2 separate regions of the Homo sapiens genome follow, and region 2 is linked to region 1. Evidence: read pairs that join two places in POLR2A ChIA-PET (ENCODE). Cell type or tissue: PC-3. All regions are shown on one strand. Each heading gives the region's core, and the rest is flanking DNA. Links, peaks and the distances in the headings are about the cores only.

What was found. ChIA-PET counts read pairs that join two places held together with the same protein. Peaks named below come from ENCODE experiments on the same cell type or tissue, not always from the same donor. Only the 100,000 strongest peaks of a DNase experiment are listed, where the experiment ranks them.
Region 2: POLR2A ChIA-PET joins it to region 1 with 9 read pairs; 3 of 35 experiments call an interaction of 5 or more read pairs at or near these places.

What each region holds. Positions count from the first base shown.
Region 1 is chr14:75,921,218-75,925,640 of GRCh38, forward strand. The region is part of intron 31 of TTLL5 (tubulin tyrosine ligase like 5); the gene reads left to right. Among named protein-coding and RNA genes, the nearest start is that of TGFB3, 59 kb to the right of the region's middle. In PC-3, for the core only: no CTCF peak of the experiment used is centred there; no DNase peak of the experiment used is centred there.
Region 2 is chr14:75,714,803-75,719,225 of GRCh38, forward strand. TTLL5 (tubulin tyrosine ligase like 5) reads left to right here. Exons shown (of 32, transcript NM_015072.5): 10 at 3,059-3,160. Among named protein-coding and RNA genes, the nearest start is that of TTLL5, 56 kb to the left of the region's middle. In PC-3, for the core only: no CTCF peak of the experiment used is centred there; a DNase peak (open chromatin) is centred at 1,799; H3K27ac peaks cover 1,273 bases.

The sequences.
Region 1 (4,423 bases), core at 273-4,272:
TCTTTAGTTTAATTAGATCCCATTTGTCTTTTTTGGCTTTTGTTGCCATTGCTTTTGGTGTTTTAGTCATGAAGTCCTTGCTCATGCCTATGTCCTGAATGGTATTGCCTAGGTTTTATTCTAGGGTTTTATGGTTTTAGGTCTAACATTTAAGTCTTTAATCCATCTTGAATTAATTTTTGTATAAGATGTAAGGAAGGGATCCAATTTCAGCTTTCTTCATATGGCTAGCCAGTTTTCCCAGCACCATTTATTAAAAAGGGAATCCTTTCCCCATTGCTTGTTTTTGTCAGGTTTGTCAAAGATCAGATTGTTGTAGATGTGTTCTGTTATTTCTGAGGCCTCCGTTCTGTTCCATTGGTCTATATATCTGTTTTGGTACCAGTACCATGCTGTTTTGGTTACTGTAACCTTGTAGTATAGTTTGAAGTCAGGTAGTGCGATGCCTCCTAAGCTTTGCTCTTTTTGCTTAGGATTGTCTTGGCAATGTGGGCTCTTTTTTGGTTCCATATGAACTTTAAAGTAGTTTTTTCCAATTCTGTGAAGAAAGTCATTGGTAGCTTGATGGGGATGGCATTGAATCTATAAATTACCTTGGGCAATATGGCCATTTTCACTATATTGATTCTTCCTATCCATGAGCATGGAATGTTCTTCATTTGTTTGAGTCCTCTTTTATTTTGTTGAGCAGTAGTTTGTAGTTCTCCTCGAAGAGGTCCTTCACATTCCTTGTGAGTTACATTCCTAGGTATTTTATTCTCTTTGTAGCAATTGTGAATGGGAGTTCGCTCATGATTTGGCTCTTTGTTTGTTTGTTTGTTTGTTACTGGTGTATAGGAATGCTTGTGATTTTTGCACGTTGATTTTGTATCCTGAGACTTGGTGAAGTTGCTTATCAGCTTAAGGAGATTTTGGGCTGAGACGATGGGGTTTTCTAAATATACAATCATGTCATCTGCAAACGGACAATTTGACTTCCTCTTTTCCTAATTGAATACCCTTTATTTCTTTCTCTTGCCTGATTGCCCTGGCCAGAACTTCCAACACTATGTTGAATAGGAGTGGTGAGAGAGGGCATCCTTGTCTTGTGCCGGTTTTCAAAGGGAATGCTTCCAGTTTTTGCCCATTCAGTATGATATTGGCTGTGGGTTTGTCATAAATAGCTCTTATTATTTTGAGATACATTCCATCAATACCTAGCTTATTGAGTGTTTTTAGCATGAAGGGCTGTTGAATTTTGTCAAAGGCCTTTTCTGCATCTATTGAGATAATCATGTGGTTTTTGTCTCTGGTTCTGTTTATGTGATGGATTACGTTTGTTGATTTGCGTATGTTGAACCAGCCTTGCATCCCAGGGATGAACACTTGATCATGGTGGATAAGCTTTTTGATGTGCTGCTGGATTCAGTTTGCCAGTATTTTATTGAGGATTTTCGCATAGATGTTCATCAGGGATATTTATCTAAAATTCTCTTTTTTTGTTGTGTCTCTGCGGGGCTTTGGTATCAGGATGATGCTGGCGTCATAAAATGAGTTAGGGAGGTTTCCCTGTTTTTCTATTGACTGGAATAGTTTCAGAAGGAATGGCACCATCTCCCCTTTGTACCTCTGGTAGAATTCGGCTGTGAGTCCGACAGGTCCTGGACTTTTTTTGGTTGGTAGGCTATTAATTATTGCCTCAATTTCAGAGCCTGTTATTGGTCTATTCAGAGATTCAACTTCTTCCTGGTTTAGTCTTGGGAGGGTGTATGTGTCCAGGAATTTATCCATTTCTTCTAGATTTTCTAGTTTATTTGTCTGATGGTAGTTTGTATTTCTGTGGGATCAGTGGTGATATTCCCTTTATCATTTTTTATTGCGTCTATTTGAGTCTTCTCTGTTTTATTCTTTATTAGTCTTGCTAGCAGTCTGTCAATTTTGTTGATCTTCTCAAAAAACCAGCTCCTGGATTCATTGGGTTTTTTTGAAGAGTTTTTTGTGTCTCTATCTCTTTCAGTTCTGCTCTGATGTTAGTTATTTCTTGCCTTCTACTAGCTTTTGCATTTGTTTGCTTTTGCTTCTCTAGTTCTTTCCATTGTGATGTTAGGGTGTTGATTTTAGATCTTTCCTGCTTTCTCTTGTGGGCATTTAGTGCTATAAATTTCCCTCTACACACTGCTTTAAATGTGTCCCAGAGATTCTGGTACGTTGTGTCTTTGTTCTCGTTGGTTTCAAAGAACATCTTTATTTCTGCCTTCATTTTGTTATTTACCCAGTAGTCATTCAGGAGCAGGTTGTTCAGTTTCCATGTAGTTGTGTGGTTTTGAGTGAGTTTCTTCATCTTGAGTTCTAATTTGATTGCACTGTGATCCGAGAGACAGTTTGTTGTGATTTCTGTTCTTTTACATTTGCTGAGGAGTGCTTTACTTCCAATTATGTGGTCAATTTTAGAATAAGTGTGATGTGGTGCTAAGAAGAATGTATATTCTGTTGATATGGGATGGAGAGTACTATAGATGTCTATTAGGTCTGCTTGGTGCAGAGCTGAGTTCAAGTCCTAGATGTCCTTGTTAATTTTCTGTCTTGTTGATCTAATATTGACAGTGGGGTGTTAAAGTCTTCCACTATTATTGTGTGGGAGTCTAAGTCTCTTTGTAGGTCTCTAAGAACTTGCTTTATGAATCTGGGTCCTCCTATATTGGGTGCATATATATTTAGGATAGTTAGCTCTTCTTGTTGAATTGATCCCTTTACCATTATGTAATGGCCTTCTTTGTCTCTTTTGATCTTTATTGGTTTAAAGTCTATTTTGTCTATGTATTTTAAAGACTAGGATTGCAACCCCAGCTTTTTTTTTTTTTGCTTTCCATTTGCCTGGTAGATCTTCGTCCATCCCTTTGTTTTGAGCCTATGTGTGTCTCTGCACGTGAGATGGGTCTCCTTAATACAGCACACTGATGGGTCTTGACTCTTTATCCAATTTGCCAGTTCGTGTCTTTCAATTGGGGCATTTAGCCCATTTACATTTAACGTTAATATTGTTATGTGTGAATTTGATCCTGTCATTATGATGTTAGCTGGTTATTTTGCCTGTTTTTTTTTTTTTATTGATCATTCTTGGGTGTTTCTCGCAGAGGGGGAGTTGGCAGGGTCATAGGACAATAGTGGAGGGAAGGTCAGCAGATAAACAAGTGAACAAAGGTCTCTGGTTTTCCTAGGCAGAGGACCCTGCGGCCTTCCGCAGTGTTTGTGTCCCTGGGTACTTGAGATTAGGGAGTGGTGATGATTCTTAATGAGCATGCTGCCTTCAAGCATCTGTTTAACAAAGCACATCTTGCACCACCCTTAATCCATTTAACCCTGAGTGGACACAGCACATGTTTCAGAGAGCACAGGGTTGGGGGTAAGGTCACCGATCAACAGGATCCCAAGGCAGAAGAATTTTTTTTGGTACAGAACAAAATGAAAAGTCTCCCATGACTACTTCCCTCTACACAGACACGGCAACCATCCGACCTCTCAATCTTTTCCCCATCCTTCCCCCCTTTCTATTCCACAAAACCGCCATTGTCATCCCGGCCCGCTCTCAATGAGCTGCTGGGTACACCTCCCAGACCGGGTGGTGGCCGGGCAGAGGAGCTCCCCACATCCCAGTAGGGGCGGCCGGGCAGAGGCGCCCCTCACCTCCCGGATGGGGCGGCTGGTCGGGCGGGGGGCTGACCCCCCCACCTCCCTCCTGGACGGGGCGGCTGGCCAGGCGGAGGGCCGACCCCCCCACCTCACTCCCGGACGGGGCGGCAGGCCGGGCAGAGGGGCTCCTCACTTCCCAGTAGGGGCGGCCGGGCAGAGGCGCCCCTCACCTCCAGGATGGGGCGGCTGGTCGGGCGGGGGGCTGACCCCCCAACCTCCCTCCCGGACGGGGCGGCTGGCCGGGCGGGTGGCTGACCCCCCCACCTCCCTCCCGGACGGGGCGGCTGGCCTGGCGGGGGCTGACCCCCCCACCTCCCTCCCGGACGGGGCGGCTGGCCTGGCGGGGGCTGACCCCCACCTCCCTCCCGGACGGGGTGGCTGCCGGGCGGAGGGGCTCCTCACTTCTCAGACGGGGCGGTTGCCAGGTGGAGGGTCTCCTCACTTCTCAGATGGGGCGGCCTGGCAGAGACGCTCCTCACCTCCGAGACGGGGTCGCGACCGGGCAGAGGCGCTCCTCACATCCCAGACGGGGCGGCGGGGCAGAGGCGCTCCTCACATCCCAGACGGGGCGGCGGGGCAGAGGCGCTCCCCACATCTCAGGCGATGGGCGGCCGGGCAGAGACGCTCCTCACTTCCTAGATGGGATGGCGGCTGGGCAGAGACGCTCCTCACTTTCCAGACTGGGCAGCCAGGCAGAGGGTCTCCTCACGTCCCAGACGATGGGCGGCCAGGCAGAGACGCTCCTCACTTCCCA
Region 2 (4,423 bases), core at 280-4,279, 210 kb before region 1:
TAATATTTAGAAATCAATATCTGGGTGCTAGATACGCTCATTGTTTTGGGGCATTTCTGCTTTCAGACCCTGGCCATGAGCAGAGTTAGGAAATTATGTATTTATGTACATATACACTTGTACATCTGTATTTCTATATCTGTCTCTAATGTATTGTTGAAAAATAGAAGTTTATACTAGTACGCACAATTCTAGTTCAAAACTACAGAGTTCCTTCTTGTTTTTTGCTTTTCATATTTTAAAATCTCTTTTCCAACAGCAGGAAATCTGGCTCGCAGTATCTTTAACATATTTATTTATTTGCTCAATTCCTTTGTATGTGGCCAGTTTCCTGACCCCACTGGGCCACTGTCCCATTCAGATGCCGTTTTTATATGGATTTATACCCTTATTTGGTGGCCTCCCTGCTTAGAAAACCTCCTTGTGCTTCTGGCTGACTTCCCACCCTACTCACCATCTTCCTTTTTTTTTTTTTTTTTTTTTTGTAACTCACCATCTTCCTCATGTGGGCCCTGGCTACCCCTGGGCTGCAAGAAGGAAGGTCTGATTTTTATATGTTGTTCAGGTAATTAAAGTTTAAAAGAAAAAACAAAGCTTTTGTAGGTTAATCAGAACTTGACCAGTAGGTCACATTCAAGACTAATGTGACCTGTGGTCTAGACAATAAAAAAGAAAATAGTGGTCAGATGATGATGATGGCTTATTTACTATGGATTTTAGTGAGAGCTATAAGCTCTTACTGGGGTAGGAGGAAAGATGAACATGCACACCTTTTCTCTCCATAGTGTATGTTCCCCACTAGACTGAGGGAGATATGGAGTGGAGCACTTTCACCCTTCAGGGGAACTTTTCCTTTAAGCTTTTTTGTTTCACTTTAATTTTTGCTGCTTCTGCTTCATACACTCAGTTTAGAATTCCACGCTTTGATATTAGAAATCTTATCCTTGCTGGGGTTCAGAATAAAATGCTCCAGTGAAAAGGAAGATTAGGAAGAAGAAACATGATTTTTTTTTTTTTTAGATGTGCAGCCCTCTTGAAAAAAAGAATATAGGAATGACAAATGTGTTGGTACCCGATTCCAGCTCACCACAGACTTTTGTCAGGCTTTTCATGTTGACCAAGTTAGATCAAGTACTTGTAGTAACTACAAGAGATGAAAAGCCTCTTTTTCTGAAGCAGAAGCTTTCCCCTCCTTCTAATTCATTGTTCTTTGAGGGGAGAGGATGACAGGAGGGATGTCACCTTGAGGTAATGTCTGGCTGAGGCAGGCAGCCAGCACGGGGCCCCTTTGCATCTCACAAGAATTCAGAGAATGACAGTCTGCAACTTGCTTGGACAATCTATTAGAGGAAGATTGGGATGCATAGGCAAGGGTTACTCACCAGGGCACTGGGGTGTGACATGGCTAGAAGTTAAGTGATAACTACTGGAAGTTGGAAGTTTCTAGAAAATCTGGGGTCCTTCTCAAGCACAGACATAATAATGCTCATCAAACTCTTGTCTTTTAGCCTAGTCATCATTTTCTCTTTGTCCACATCCTTTTTCCTAGCCTCATGTTTGTTTATTTTAGTTTTTTGGGTTTGGGGTTTTTTTTCTTTTCACTATTCTTTCTTTGGCTCTTGTATATTTCTGGTACAGGGAATTAGGGAGTGGAGATAGTGGGTGGATGAGAAGAAACAGAGAAGAGGAAAGTTTTTTAATGCTGACCTTTAATGTGGTGAAAATTCATGTTGACTTCATAGTCTGAGTAAGCATATGTAAATAATTTGTAAGTCATATGAAAATAAACTTGTGGCCTTCTTTTTTTTTTCACACACTTGGATATGCCTCTTGGGAAAACCACTCTAGTGAAGGGTGATATGGTTACAGTGGTATGTAAACAGGGGTTGATATCTACCATAACCATTCGCCTTGAGTGTCCTTTTGTTGATACTGAGCATCCTTTTGTTGATATTGAGCATCACTGGAAAGTTCTCTCTTTCCCTGGTTACTTCCTTCAGAGGCACATGTATTTTATACTTTGGTCTTCTTTTGACAACAGTCCGGGATATCAAATTGCTACCCTGTTTTCAGTGGGCTCCATGTTTAATTCCTCTTTTGCCTTCATTTCAAATTCAGGACTAAGTCTCTTGCACTGTGCCCATATTTATGCCGTTTTGCTTTGTCTGCTGTTAATGCTGTCATTATCATTCTTTTTAAATGAGTATTATGGATCAGTTCTATTCTTTCTATGGATGTCAGCTCTAAGCCTACATATAGCTGTGCTGTCATTTTTTCTTTTTGCTTATTTTTTTTTTCATTGAATGCTATAGTACCAGGCACTGTGTGGGCACTCAGTCGGTGTTTCTGTTGCCTAGGCTGGAGTGTAGTGGTGCGATCACAGCTCACTGCAGCCTCTGTCTCCTGGGCTCAAGCAGTCTTCTCACCTTGGCCTCCCAAGTAGCTGGGACTACAGGTGCACACTACCACGCCTGCTTAATTTTTTAATTTTTTGTAGAGATAGGGTCTTGCAGTGTTGCCTAGGCTGGTCTCAAACTCCTGGGCTCAAGCAATCCTCCTGCCTCGGCCTCCCAAAGTGTTGAGATTAGAGGCATGAGCCACCATGCCCAGCCAGTTGTTATTTCTGGACCAGCTAATGCTGCATCTTTCACAGTATCCTACACACAATTTCCCAGGTTGTAAATAGCTATATTTTCAATTTTCATTCTTCCTATTGGTGTAATGTTCTATATAAGAGAAGCAATGTCTTGTTGTGATTAAGTCCATGGGTTTTGGAGTTGGTGTGATCTTGAACAAGTTATTTAATAGACCACATTTAGTTTTCACATCTGTTTTTCAACTTGGATACGATATTATCTACTTCATAGGGTTGCTTTAAGGATTGAATTAAGTATGACATTATAAAACACTTAGAATGGGAGTTAGCACTTAGTAGGCACTTGGTATTTGTTAGGTAATGATATTACCCTCCTTTATTATTATCTCATTGATCCTCAGTTCCAGCCTGTATTTCCTTGAAACTCTGTTCCTGGCATTTAACCTGTTTCCCTTCTATCAGGTTTGCAACTGTGCGATATGATCAAGGAGCCAAGAACATTCGGAACCAGTTCATGCATCTGACAAACTACAGTGTCAACAAGAAAAGTGGAGATTACGTCAGGTACTGGCTGTGTCTGAGCCAGAAGTCAGAGGTGTCAGTCTCAGATGTGGGTGTTGTAGAGGTGGAAAGGTAACATGTGGCACTGGAGGACAACTTTACATTAATGTCCATGTACCATTTATGGAAATCTGTCAGTCATATAACAGTGTTGAGGCATATCTCCTGCTGCTTCTCCATTGCCTCCCCGGTTAACGGTGTCACCTTTCTCTACCAAAATGTGCCTTCACAAGTTTTTCTTCCTCACTGCCTTCCCTCACTTGACTTAGGAATGGGAATTTAATAGGCATATGGAACGTTTTAGAAGTTAAGAAATGAGGTCATTTCAGCACTTGGCAAACATATCAAAAGCTTAAAAAATGTCTGTACCCTTTGACCCCATGGTTCCATTTCTAGGAACTTAACCTTAAGGAATAAAAGATGTACACACAGGATCAGTGATAAGAATGTTCATTACCATGTATTCGTAGGTGGAAAAAGCAGGTTATCAGATAGCACATGCAACTTAACTTTCTTGCTTGAATATGAGATATCTAAAGCTGCTTATTTTTGCTGAGGGGGGAGGAAAAAAAGACCAGAAGTAGTACCGAAGTGTTAATTTAGCTTAACTATAGTGGGTAGGATTGTGAGTGGGTGATTTTTATTTTCTTCTTTGTGCCATTATGTATTTTCTAAATTTTTCTAAAATAAATACTTGTATGATCAAGAAAAAGAAAAGGAAAAAATCAAAGAAAGAAAGAAATGAGGCCATCTCAGAAAAGGATTCAGTGGAAGGGAGTACTAGCCCAGCTGTGTGGAAATATTCTTTTTGCTCTGTTTTCTTTCATGCCGATATTTTTGCCAGAAAGTGGAAAAGTGGAAAAGAGACCCAAATAGTTACTTTCTACTCAGACTAAAAATAGGTTCCTAGCAGGTCCAAGGAAAGAAAGAAAGGAATCTGGAAGTGATAGAATAGTTGCTGAAGCTATATAGGTTTCAGCAAATATCCTGTGAGCAGCATTTGCATTGACTGAAGAGATCATACCTCCACTGTGAAAGATGAGCAAAGGCACAATTGGTGGAGAGTGGGATGGTGGTAGGGAGTGAGGGGACAGCTGCAAAACACAGGTTCCAGATTGCGGGGCTCTTCCAACATTCGTGGGAGGCTGTGCCATTGGCCACTCCGCTGCCATAGCAATAGTATACCTCCTCACTCTTACTGTCACTCCAGTGCACTCTCCCTTCAGTGTTACCTCAAAAAAATCAGGAAAAGCCATATCTACTGCC